Regions from separate parts of the Homo sapiens genome. Here all the other regions are linked to region 2. Evidence: chromatin contacts called from ENCODE Hi-C or POLR2A ChIA-PET data. All regions are on one chromosome and are shown on one strand. The core of a region is the stretch at or near the end of the contact, and the rest is flanking DNA. Distances in the headings are between cores, read along the strand shown.

Region 1 (4,118 bases), core at 1,619-4,118, 2.8 Mb before region 2:
CTCTCCTGGGTCTCCTGGCATCCCCAGGGGCCTCACTAAATGCCTCTGCAGAAGAGGACATGTGACTGAGGCAGGGGAACGTGCACAGAACTGCACAGCACGTGCTGTCTTCACACTTTTCACACCACATTTGCCAGCTGACACTTTGCAACCTCTTTCCGTCATCTACCTCAACTCACATCAGGGAGTCTCTGTAGACATTTTTTCCCACTTATCATCGCCCTTATGAAAGGTTTATTTATTTATTTAATTTTAGAGATAGGGTCTTTCTCTGTTGCCCAGGCTCGACTACAGTGGTGCAATCATAGCTCACTGCAGGCTTGAACTCCTGGGCTCAAGCGATCCTCCCAAGTAGCTAGGACTACAGGTGCATGCCACCAGACCCGGCTACTTTTAAATTTTTTGTAGAGATGGGTTTTCCCCATGTTGCCCAGGTTGGTCTCAAACTCCTGGGCTCAAGCAATCCATCTGCTTCAGCCTCCCAAAGTGCTGGGATTTATAGGCATGAGCCACGGTGACCAGCCCTCCTCATGAAAAGTTAATAGCACAGATATGCTGTATATCTGTTTAATGTTTGGTGGCTTGCAAACCACAGTGTTAGTTGAGATTTTTTTGTTACACCCCCCTCCCTACCCTCCACCCCACCAAGAACCAAGTTACACCTGTTGGAACCCAAACTTGCTGGCCTGATCCAGAGGCAGTAAGGTACTTGGCACAAATGAATTCAATGAGACCTACATCTGGTTAGTTGAACAACTGTCTTTAAACAGTTTTCTAAACACCCCTGTGTAGACAGACAGATTAACAAACACAGACCCCCAACACACACACACCAGCCATCTTATCTCCTTCTAGACCACTGGCCCCCACTGCCATCTTCCTGTTCAAGTTCAGCAAAGGAAGCCGAGACACAGGCCTAGGGTCACCACGAACTCCATGGGCATCCTGCAGCCAGAAGCCATGCCGCCAGAGGCAGCTGCTTCTCCCCTTCAAGCCTCAGTTTTCTCATCTGTAAAAGGGGCACTGTCCACCCTCCAAGGTTCTCGGATGATTGATTCCCCAGCTCCTCTGAATGCCCCACTCTGGGCCCAGCCTAGCAACCCAGCCCTTCCGCTCTCTGAGGTTTAACTCCCCTGGCTGCTGGCCAAGCCTGCTGAGGGAGGCATCAACCACCCAGGGCACGGCCTCGGAAGAGACTCTGGGGCTGTCTGAGGGCCTGGGAGCCACCTTCTGAGGCCCCGGCCCACTGAGGGGCCTGGCTCTGGGGGCCTCAAAGTCAGAGATGGAAAAAAAAGGAAAACAGAAGAAAGAGGAAAGAGGAAGAGAATTCCAGGCAACAGAAGCCCAGATATCGACAATATGGGGTGTGTGTGTGTGTGTGTGTGTGTGTGTGTGTGTGTGTGAATGTGTGTACAGCAGGGCACAACTGGCCCCCACCATTTCCTTTTAGTGTCCTGAAAGTATCTCAAATACAAACTAATAAGAGTATTCTAATTTTTTTTTTTTTGAGACAGGGTCTCACTCTGCCACCCGGGTTGGAGTGCAGTGGCACAATCTCGGCTTACTGCGACCTCCCCCTCCCAGGTTCAAGTGATCCTCCCACCTCAGCCTCCCAAGTAGCTGAGACCACAGGCATACACCACTACACCTAGCTAAGTTTTTGTATTTTTGGTAGAGACGAGGTTTCACCATGTTGCCCAGGTTGGTCTAGAACTCCTGAGCTCAGGCCAACCACCTGCCTCGGCCTCCCAAAGGGCTGGGATTACAGGTGTAAGCCACTGCACCCAGCCAAATATTCTAATTATTATTATTATTATTGTTTTCCCTTTTGCTAACAATAGTATCTTAATTCTAATATTTTAATAGTTTGCCACAGACAAGTGTCATTTCCTCAGTCTTATAAAAAGTGGGAAGAATGCATCTTTCTCTGAAAAGAACTTTTTTATGCGTCCATAACATGCAGCTTCAAGAGAAATCCTGCACTCCCCCTACTTTCTGGAGTCTTCCAGACCTAATCTCAGCTCTGCCCCTAAACAAATCCCTTCACCTCTCCCGACCTCAGTTTCCCATCCAGGAAAGGAGAGGATAAGATCATTTCTAGGGAAACACTCATGGTTTCTCTGATTTTCAAAATCAGAATGCCGCCAAGCCAGACGCTGCAGGCAAACTGGCCAGGGAGGGAAGTAAGTTAATGGGAGGCTGGGGCTGGTGGGTCACACCTGTAATTTCAGCACTTTGGGAGGCCAACGCAAGAGGCTTGAGGCCAGGAGTTTGAGACCAGCCTCGGCATCAAAGTGAGACCCCATCTCTAGGAAAGGTAAAAATATTAGCTGCATGCGGCGATGTGCGCCTGTAGTCCCAGCTACTCAGGAGGCTGAGGTGGGAGGATCACTTGTGCCCAGGAGTTTAAGGCTGCAGTGAGCCATGATTGTGCCACTGCACTCCAGCCTGGGTGACAGAGTAAGACCCTGTCTCAAAAAAAGAAGGAAAAAAAAAGTTGGCAGGAGCAGGATTCAGAAGAGTCACAGAATAAGGCCACAGACTCCAGGAAGACTTTAGTCTTGAGTCGGAGGAGCCTCAGTTTGCCCTCCCCAGGTGCTGCAGCTCAAGAAGGGCCTGGCGGTCCTACCCGGGCCTGCCAGCAGCTATAAGGCAGGCCCTTGGCCCATGGGGACCTCCAGCCACTCCCTGTGGTTTTGCAAGCCAGCACTTACCACCGTGCTCAGCAGAGCATGGGACAGCTGCCTCGTGGGCCCAGAAGAAGTGGCTTCTCTGCTTTAGTGACAAGGTCCCAGCCCACGCTGCCAGGCACTGCTGTGGCACCCCCTGCGGCAGTCCCGGATCCGAGCAACCCCCAATGGCTGTGTGTGGAAGGAGGAAGCGAGAATGTGGTTACTTAGGCAGGGCCATGTGACAGCCCACACCCCATTGTTTGTGACAGCTTTGGTGACAACATTGATAAAGACAGGGTGGTAGTGGGGCACCTCCTAGGTCTGACACTGTTCTTGGGTTCCCATAACTGTGAAAACACTGAGAACCAAGTAGAAGCTTTCTGGGGAGAAGTTCTTCGGTTTTGGGTGGGGCCCAAACTGAGAAAGGCCACAGCATTACTTCAGCAGCAATGGACAGTCGGGGCCAGAGGGAGCCCCCTGAAGGACAGGAGTGACCAGAGAAAAAGGAGAATGGTCTCGCTTCTTGCCCAAGATTGGTGGGGCGTGGGGAGGGGTGGGAGGTGGTCAGGGAGCAAAAAACACAAAATATGAACCTTCAAAGGGTTTGCAAATATGGTGTATTTCTTCTCGCAGGACTCAAAACACTCTCTGTAGATGCACAGCACAGGCCCTTTCAGCTGCAACCAAGAGCCTCTCTAGGGAGCTGGACTACAGATACCACAAGGGCAAGTCCTGCTTATCTTATTTCTTCATCCTAAATTTGTTCATTTGACCAACTCTGGCACTCCAGACTGCATGCCCTGAGGTCTAAAGGCCAGCAATTCTGGGCTGTGGCCCTCTGGTAGCCCTCCATCCAATGGGGAGGCCAGCGAGTAAACAATTCGGTGGAACATCATGCCACAATGACACAGCGCAGTGAGTGCCATCCTGCGGTGAGCAAGGGAGGGGCCTCTCCTTCCATCCTGGGTGGGGGAGGGAGGTTAACAGGAGGAGCTTCCAAGAAGTGGCACTTGAGATGACAAGCCAGGTGGGCATCCCAGGCAGAGAGCACAGCAGAGGCAAAGGCTGGGAGGCCTAAGAATACCCAGACACTTCCAGAAGGGAGGGAATAGGGGGGTCTCCCAGGATCTGCCCTGCGGCTTTGCACCAGGCAAGGGCTCAGGACATGCACAGAAAGATACTCATATCTTGCCTTGCACAAAGTTGTTTTTTTTTTTTTTTTTTGAGATGGAGTTTCACTCTTTTTGCCCAGGCTGGAGTGCAATGGCACAATCTCGGCTCACCGCAACCTCCGCCTCCCGGGTTCAAGCTATTCTTCTGCCTCAGCCTCCCGAGTATCTGGGATTACAGGCATGTGCCACCACCCCGGCTAATTTTGTATTTATAGTAGAGATGGGGTTTCTCCACGTTTGTCAGGCTGGTTGGTCTTGAACTCTCGACCTCAGG
Region 2 (4,047 bases), core at 1,233-3,732:
CTTTCCTTATACAGCAGGCACTTTACTGACCTGGCTTCATTTTATCTTCACAGCAGCCCTGTGAGGGTAGCTGCGCCATTAGGCCCATTTCACAGATGGGGAGACTAGGTCTGAGAGAGCTTAGGTGGCTTTCCCAAGGTCTCACAGCCCCTGTGGCTGAGAGGGGCTTGGAACCTGGGCAGTTGGCTGCCCCTGTGAGCAGTGAGTCCTTAGAAGGACTTACTGTCAGTATTATTGATGGCACTGTTAACTAGGGCCCTGCATGGGTGGGGGCACCTGTTTTGGGCTCTTGGACTAGGAAAAGCTCCTGTGGCCATTTTATCCAATGCCACCATTTTATAGATGCCAACACCGAGGCCTGGAGGGGGCTGGCCAGCGCCCCTCACCTGGCACAGAGGACTCTGCCTGGCACATCCCACCCATGGCCTCTGATGCCCAGCTTGGAGAAGTGGTAGAAGAGGGGCTGGGGGATGCCTCAGGGGGACTTAGCCCTCAGCCCTGAGCCCCCCGCTGCATCACAGGCCTGAGTGCCCAGGAGGCAGTGGTCTGGGTAGGAGTGGCTGCGACTCGGGGGTAAATGTGCTTCAGAGCCATCCCCACTCATCCCCTTTCGAGCCAGGTGTCCCTGGTGTGTGACTTGGCCTTGCTGGGCCTCAGTTTTCTGTAAAATGGGAAGTGTCATGGGGGGCAGGCTACGGTAAGCACTGATAGGGCAGGTGAGGGGCAGCCTCGGGCCCACCCTTCTGGCAGGAGACATTTGGGGCACCCAGAAGCCCTGGAACAAGGCCACTCTGACCTTGATTTTGGGAGCACAAAGTCCCCCCAAGAGATAGCACAGGAGCCCGGGTGTCTGATGAGTGACCCATCCCTTGGGGGCCTCAGTTCCTGGGTGTGCCTGGGTCTGCAGGGGAGGCAGAGGCACAGGTGGGCAGCTCCCTCTGGGTGGGCTGTGACCCTGCCTGGGCACAGGAGGGCCGTGCCCGTCCGTCCTTGCCGTGATTCTTCCAGGTGGCACCGCCCTCACACCTCCTTTACAGAGGAGGAAACTGAGACCCGGGGAGGCCACAGGAGTCGGGCTCTGGGCCCAGAGCCTGGGCGGGGATGCAGGAGCCACCCCCATGCCTCCGGGTGTGGGAAAGGGGAAGCAGAAAGAAAGGGACGTCCGCCGGAGGCCTGGCGGTTTCCTCTCGGGGCAGGAGTGCGAGGAGGAGGAGGAGGAGGAGGAGGAGGAGGAAGAGGAGGAGGAGGAGGAGGAGGGACGGCAGGAAGCCGCCTCGGGCTCTGACAGGCGCGGCCCTGGCCTGCCCCTGCCCTTCTGAGCCTGTGACCCGGGGGAAGGCACTTTGCCCTCCCTGTGCCTCAGTTTACTCAAGTAAAAATAGCTGAATGATGGCTCTGGCCCCAGGATCAACTGAGTGCTGTCTGGGAAGCACCTAGAGCTGTGCCCAACACAGCCAGTGTTCGCTGGGGCCTGCAAGGCTTTGCTGCTGCAGGCATCACTGGCGTTGTCATTTTTATTTATTATTTATTTATTTAGAGACAGAGTCTCGCTCTGTCGCCCAGGTTAGAGCAGAGTGGTGTGATTTTGGCTCACTGCAACCACCGCCTCCAGGGTTCAAGCAATTCTCCTGCCTCAGCCTCCCGAGTAGCTGGGATTACAGGCGCCCACCACCACACTCCGCTAATTTTTCTGTATTATTAGTAGAGACGCGGTTTCGCCATGTTGGCCAGGCTGGTCTCGAACTCCTGACCTCAGGCTGTCCATCTGCCTCGGCCTCCCAAAGTGCTAGGATTACAGGCGTGAGCTACCGCGCCCGGCCCATTTTTATTAATTGGTTTTCATGTGACAGGCACTGTGTCCGCCACATCCCATGGAATCCTTATCACAAACCCCGGAGGTGGGGACAGTGATGAAGCCATTTCACAGCCAAGAAAACTAGGCACAGAGAGGTCCAGAAACTTGCCCGAGGCCCCAGAGCTGGTAGGTGGCCAAGGCAGGAAATGAGAGTCCCTGGTGGGTCTGCCAAGGCCGGGGGGCACCAGGGGCAGGGGGTTTGTGTTTAGGCCCCAGAACAGGCAGAGAGAAAGCACCCACCCTCCACCGTCAGAACGAGCCTGTATCCCGGCAAGCAGGGCAGACTGAGCCCTGGTCTTGGCAGGCAGGCAGAGCTCAGGTCCTGGCGGGCACACAGGCTTAAGAAGCCGGTTTTTTCCTGGGCCCACGTCTCCTGGGGGACCAGCGGCAGAGGCTCCTGGGGTAGGAACGGAGGTCCCATCCTCACTCTGTCCTGGGCTGCCATGTGACCCAGGTAGGTCCCAGTCCTCTCTGAGCTATGAAGTGGGTGCCTGCAGTGGCCTTCTGGGAGTGATGGGGAAGGCGGAGGGGGTTGGGCAGGGCTCCTGCGGCCCCAGCCACACACACTGCCGCCCCATCTGCCCCCTTATTGGGGTTCCATGCAAAATCGTTTTTGAAAAAGTGCTTTGCCGCTTAGAAGAAACCCCCGACCGCGCTGAAACCACGGGGGCAGATGGTATCGGGGCGCTTCCTTTCAGCTCAAATTCTGCGAATCCACAGCCTAGAAAGTGCCCTGAATCCAACAAGGGGGGAGGTAATTAAGTTATTATGGTCCATCCCCACCCCGTCCTGCTTACCAGGCCTGGCTGCTCTTACTGGCTTCTTGGAAGTTGGTGTGGTATTTTTTTGTTTTGTTTGTTTTCGAGGCTGGTATTGAGATGAGACCATTGTGGGGTCAGGGCTGTGGGCTTGGAGGTTCAGGGTCAGGGTCCAGGGGCGAAGGGTGGACGCTGGAGAAGGGCAGATGGACAGGGTCAGGTTCAGATCTTGGCTCTTGTATCCTTGCTGTGTGGCTCTGGGCCAAGAACTTGGCCTCTCTGCGCCTCAGTGGCTCATTACAGAAAATGGGATGCCAGCACTTGCCTTAGTGGGTTGTTTTGAGCCAACTGCAGGCTCAGGGAGTAGCTGGCATGATGTGTTCCTACCCTGAAGGGCAGAAAAAGGGGAAGGAGGCCACCAGATCCCACAGGTGGGTCCCCAGGGTCCCTCCCCGGGATGGGCAGCAGCCTGGCTGCTCCCCACAGCAACCCCTGGCTGGCCCCATTGGCGCTGCTGGAAATCCCCCACCCAGTTCTTTGTGAATGGAAAAGGAAACTGATTGCGCTAGAAGAGGTCTCCGAGTGCCGGCCGGGGGTGGGTGGCGGGGGGGGCTTCCTCTCCCAGTGCAGGAGGGGCCACCTCAGCTTCCTTTCTGGGGCCCCATACCCCCTTTTTCCTATCTCCCCTCTGAGTTGAGGAGGAGGCTGTGGCCCCCGCCCACTGTTTGGCCTCTGGAACCACTGGGTGACAGTGTACATCGGGGCGATTAAGGGCCACCTGGCCTCTGGACCTCCCTCGCTGTGGCTGCTGCCTGGGACCCCCCACCCCATGCCTGACTCGAACCCCAACCTCAGCTCTACACACAGGGGCACCACTGTAGGAGGAGAGAGAAACCTCTCTCTAGGGAACCACCTGGAAGGGGGCCCTGCCCTGTCTTCATCTGGGTACCCCATGTAATCTAGGAAACTGTCTTTAACTTGCCGAGGGCCTCCATGTCTGAGTTCCTAATGTTTTTTATTTTGCTTTTTCAATTAATAAAGCTCATGGCAGAAACTATTTAAAGAAAAAAAAAAACAGTAACAGAAAAACCTCCCACAATCTCACTACCCAGAGAGAACCAGCATTTCCATTTTGGTAGATGTCATTATTGTCATTTTTGTTTTGTTTTTGAGACTGGGGGACACTGCTCTGTCCCCCAGACTAGAGAGCAGTGGCGCCATCTCGGCTCATTGCATCCTCAACCTCCTGGGCTCAAGGTGATCTTCCCACCTTAGCCTCCCAAGTAGCTGGGACTATTTAATGCTGCTATTAGCATAGACATTAGCAGGACACCATGCCCTGCTAATTTTTAAGTTTTTTTGTAGAGACAAACTCTCACTATGTTGCCTAGGCTGGTCTTAAACTCCTAGGCTCAACAGTCCTCCCGCCTAGGT
Region 3 (4,249 bases), core at 1,219-3,718, 2.6 Mb before region 2:
AAAATGTGGTACATCCATACAATGGAGTATTATACAGCCATGAAAAGGAATGAAGTACTGCCACATGCTACAATATGCATGAACTTTGAAAACGTGATGCTGAGTCAAAGAAGCCAGACACAAAAGGCCACACAGGGTGTGATTCCATTTATATAAAATGTCCAGAATAAGCAAATCCATAGATACAGAAAGTAGATTAGTGGTTGCCTAAGGTTAGGGAGAATGGGGCAGGGGGAGGCTGCAGGTGAGGGCTAACGGGTACAGGGTTCCTATTTTGGGGAGGATGAAAATGTTCTGGAATTAGATGGTGGTGGTTGCACAATCTCATGTATATACTAAAAACCACTGAATTGTACACTTTAAAATGGCAAATTTATGGTATGTAACTAAAAAATAATAAGACCTTAAAATGCGTAAGACAAGAACAGATTAGGTTGCAAGTAACTCTAGGAACATGGGGTTTTGAATCAGAAATCTGGGCTGACAGGTTCAGCCTGAAGCCAACCTCTCCCCTTACCTCACATAAACTTTTGTGATGAGAACCTGAGATTAAGTGCATAAATTGCCAGACAGCAGTGACCGGAACAGAAAACAGCCCCTCCTCGCTGTGGGAAGGAAAGGCGCTCCTGCAACCTAACTTCTCAGTAGCAGGCTATTGATCGCCAGTGTTCTTTTGCCTCTAATCAGCGTGTAGAGGGGGATTACTAGAACCTTCTGTGTATAGATAACTCATGAATGGCCTCTCCTCTCCAAGGAGGGGGCTGTGAAGGTTCAACTTCCCAGCCACTCTGAAAATGTCCCTGCCAATCCCAGCAAAACAAGGCTGAAGAACTACCCTACCAGGAGACAGGGCTGTCAAGCCAAATGCAAACATTATTCTCTTGTCTCTCTCAGACACACAAACCTCCCCCGTGTTATCAGTCAACTTCCCCCACTCCCTCCCACAAAGAAAGGGGCTGAAGAGCCCAGATGCTGGCTGCGGAACTTCCTGGGCCTGGGACCGCAGGGCCGCTCCTCCAGTCTTCTCTAAACACAGCTAAGGGTCTGCAGGCGGACACTCAGCCTTGTTATAGGTAAGAGTTTAGACCAGAGGCCTTGACGGGTTCTTCAAGAGATGGTGGGCAAGATTGCGCGACCAGAGGGTCATCCCTGCAGCTACAGAGGGCTGACCTGCTCAGAGGCCCAAGGCCCCAGCCTAGGACAAGCCAGGCCAACCCTGCAGGCTAAGAGGGCAACAGTGCCCTCAATCAACCCCAGAGGAAAAAGTGGCCAGGCAAACGGACCTGGGCCACACACAGACCCACAAAAACGCGCACAGTGCCAGGACACGCAACCCAGGAATGCACCTATGCAATCACCCAGAATGGGTCACAGCCACACAGAAAGATAGATGCACATAAACACACAGGCCTGAGTGATGTTACAGAAAGGAAAAGCCAGACTAAGGCTGCACGCACAGACGTGAAACACAGCCACACAGAGCCCACAGCACGCTCGGTCACCGTCACACAGTGACACGGGCACGCCTACAGACAGAACTCCAGAGGCGGCAGGCGGGGAAACAATCTCACACGTTTGTAGGGGCACTCCCAGATGCCTGTCTCACGCTGGCACAGTCCCCGGACGGCAGGTCAGCAACAGTCACATCTCACATCGCACAGCCAGGCATACAGGCAAAGGGCCTAGAACTACCCCGGCCACAGGTCTCAGAACCAGCGGCTCACGCAGTCACCCAATCAAGGGTCCCAGTTGCACATCCAGTCACCCCTGGACCCTGGTCACACTGCAGAGTCACTCACAAATGGGAGTCCCGACAGACGCACAGTCCTCCCCAGACAGAGGTCAACCCAAGATGGGGGTCACACCTGAAATCACAGTCCCCACACAATCACGAGGTCACATCTGCACACACAGTCTCTGCACAGTCACCCTTAGGGGTCACAACGCACACAGTCTCCGCCTAACAGGGGTCACCCCAAGATGGGGGTAACCCCCTGATGTGGGTCACAGCGCACACACAGTATCCTGCAGACACTCCCAGAGGGGTCGCACTGCATACACAGTCCCTGCAAAGTCGCCCCCCGATAGGGGTCACACCGCACACAAAGTCCCCGCACAGCTCCCCAAGACAGGGTCACATCGCACACAGTCCTCGCACGGTCACCCCGGTCCGGCTGCCCGGCTCTGTTCCTACGGCGGGGCCCCGAGGAGCCCGCGCAGCCGCCCCCCTGCCCCGCACGCGCGGCCCCAGCTCCGGCGGCCTCGGCGCGGCGTCCGGCGGCCCAGGCCGGGCGCGGCGAGCCCGGGGCTCACCTCGCTGTTGCTGGCCGAGGAGGAGGCGGCGCTGGGCGTGGGCGAGCGCTGCAGGGTCACCAGGGCCATGGCTGCGGCGCGGTGCGAGGGCGCCACAGACGTCTCGAGCTAGAGCCGCCACCGCCACCGCCGCCCGGGCCGGGCCCGGGGCCTCCTGGAGCCGCGCGCGGGCGGCCGGGCCGAGCCGGGCCGGGCCCGCCCCTCCCCCTCGGCGTCGCCACCGCCCCCGCCCCCAGCTCCCGCCTCCCGCGCCGGCGCGCGCAGGCCTCAGTGCGCGGAGTGGGCGGGGAAGCGGGCAGGGCGGGACGAGGAGGCGCGCGTGCGCGGGGGCCCTGAGGGCTGCCCGAGGCCTCGGCTGGTCGATCACGTCCCTCGCGCGCCCGACACACGCGCCCCCGCCCGCGCGCCCCGCTATCAGGCCTGGGACTCGGGGGCGCGCGCGCCGCCCGGAGCCCGTACGCCCCAGGGGCCCTGCCCGCTGCTCTGCCTGGGGAAACTGAGGCCCGGCGACCGTGCAGACAGGACTGTACAGCGACCAGGAAATAAAAGACGTCCTGGGGCCGGGCGCGGTGGCTCACGCCTGTAATCCCAGCACTTTGGGAGGCTGAGGCGGGCGGATTACGAGGTCAAGAGATCGAGACCATCCTGGCCAACATGGTGAAACCCCGTCTCTACTAAAAAGACAAAAATTAGCTGGGCGCAGTGGTGCGCGCCTGTAGTCCCAGCTACTCGGGAGGCTGAGGCAAGAGAATCGCTTGAATCTGGGAGGCGGAGGTTGCAATGAGCTGAGATCGCGCCACTGCACTCCAGCCTGGGCGACAGAGCGAGACTCGGTCTCAAAAAAACAAAAAACAAAAAACAAAAACAGTAAGCAAAATAGATTCGCCTGATTTTGCAGAGGTTAATCAAGTTATTAGGCACGTTTTTAAAAAAGTATTTTGCTAATCTTTTTCAATGAATTCTTTCTGGGTGTTCTGAAACCCAGCCAACTCCTTGGAGGTCAGGGAAGGCTTCCCAGAAGAGCTTTATTCTGAGGCTTGGGCTTGAGCATAAGCAGGATTAACAGGTGAAAGAACAGAGAGACAGCTCTCCAAGCAGGGGGGATCAGCGTGCCCTGAAGCAGGAAGAAGTTTGTCAACCGGAGGCCAGCACTCAGGGAAGGGAAGAGGGGAGGAATGGCTGGAGTCTCCATCCTCTCTGGAAAGATCGCTCCGGCTGCTGCGTGGATGAGGGACCACGGGGCAGAGGGCTGAGGGAGACCAGGGAGGAGGCTGCTGCTGTTGTCCCGGGGAGAGGTGACCAGTTATGGGGATGGAGAGGGGAACATGGAATAAGATACCAAGAAGGCAATTCTGGCTTGACTTAGTAGTAGGAAACTTTTCTTTTAGCCAAAATCTCATCTCCCGGCTCCCACCCCCAACCTCTGCATGTTGCACAAGCACTCGCAAACGCAGTGGTCCCAGCCTGCCCCGCAGCTTAGCAAATTTGTCTTACTGCCCAACAGGAAACCCACGCAGCCTCCTGGATTCTTCCCCGTCCCTCCCTCTGTCCTGGGGCTGTGACCTCCTCCATGTTATTCACAGGGTCTCAGCACGATTCATCTCAAAGGTGATTCTAGTGGGGGGCACTGTAGCTTCTACGGAGCGTTTCTAAGAGGGGATTTGTGGGAATGTTTGTGGTTGTCTTGCTGATGGAGGGGGAGAGCTCCTGGCATTTAGAGTGCAAGAGCCTTGGATGCTAAATGTCTTCCAATGCACTGGACAGTCTCCCCAACAAGAATTGCTCCATTCCCACAAAATGTTTCCTGGGTGAAAAACCCATTTATAGTAATTTGAAGCCAGAACCTAACTCCATTTCATGCATCAACACTAGTCTTCCTTCCTTCCTTCCTTCCTTCCTTCCTTCCTTCCTGCCTTCCTTCCTTCCTTCCTCTCTT

Evidence for each region. A loop is a pair of places that touch in the nucleus more often than their neighbours do. ChIA-PET counts read pairs that join two places held with the same protein, here RNA polymerase II (POLR2A). Pooled maps may share reads with other maps.
Region 1: a loop to region 2 is called in a map of B cell, with 26 times the contacts of the local background. The contact joins the promoter of SELPLG here to the enhancer-like site in region 2. A Hi-C loop is called at or near these places in 1 of 168 maps with a recorded cell type or tissue (B cell), 2 of 37 single-sample maps with no recorded cell type and 5 of 50 pooled maps.
Region 3: a loop to region 2 is called in a pooled map, with 3 times the contacts of the local background. The contact joins the promoter of SSH1 here to the enhancer-like site in region 2. A Hi-C loop is called at or near these places in 4 of 50 pooled maps. POLR2A ChIA-PET finds 5 or more read pairs at or near these places in 2 of 52 experiments (activated B cell and endothelial cell of umbilical vein).

The regions. Positions count from the first base shown.
Region 1 is chr12:108,631,026-108,635,143 of GRCh38, forward strand. It overlaps SELPLG (selectin P ligand), which reads right to left and starts at 2,869. Exons shown (of 2, transcript NM_003006.4): 1 at 2,715-2,869. It overlaps LOC105369968 (a long non-coding RNA gene), which reads left to right. Exons shown (of 3, transcript XR_007063449.1): 2 at 3,306-4,118. RefSeq lists enhancers at 783-932, 2,341-2,390 and a silencer at 3,631-3,680.
Region 2 is chr12:111,427,814-111,431,860 of GRCh38, forward strand. The region is part of intron 2 of SH2B3 (SH2B adaptor protein 3); the gene reads left to right. Among named protein-coding and RNA genes, the nearest start is that of SH2B3, 24 kb to the left of the region's middle. RefSeq lists an enhancer at 2,921-3,230. Within about 2 kb of position 2,483, at least 12 of the 41 ENCODE cell types and tissues checked have a DNase peak (open chromatin) inside an H3K27ac peak, as active enhancers do; they include B cell and endothelial cell of umbilical vein, where a contact is called at or near this core.
Region 3 is chr12:108,855,115-108,859,363 of GRCh38, forward strand. SSH1 (slingshot protein phosphatase 1) reads right to left here and starts at 2,469. Exons shown (of 15, transcript NM_018984.4): 1 at 2,314-2,469. The coding sequence starts at 2,382. RefSeq lists enhancers at 1-50, 1,165-1,666, 1,719-1,768 and a silencer at 2,199-2,938.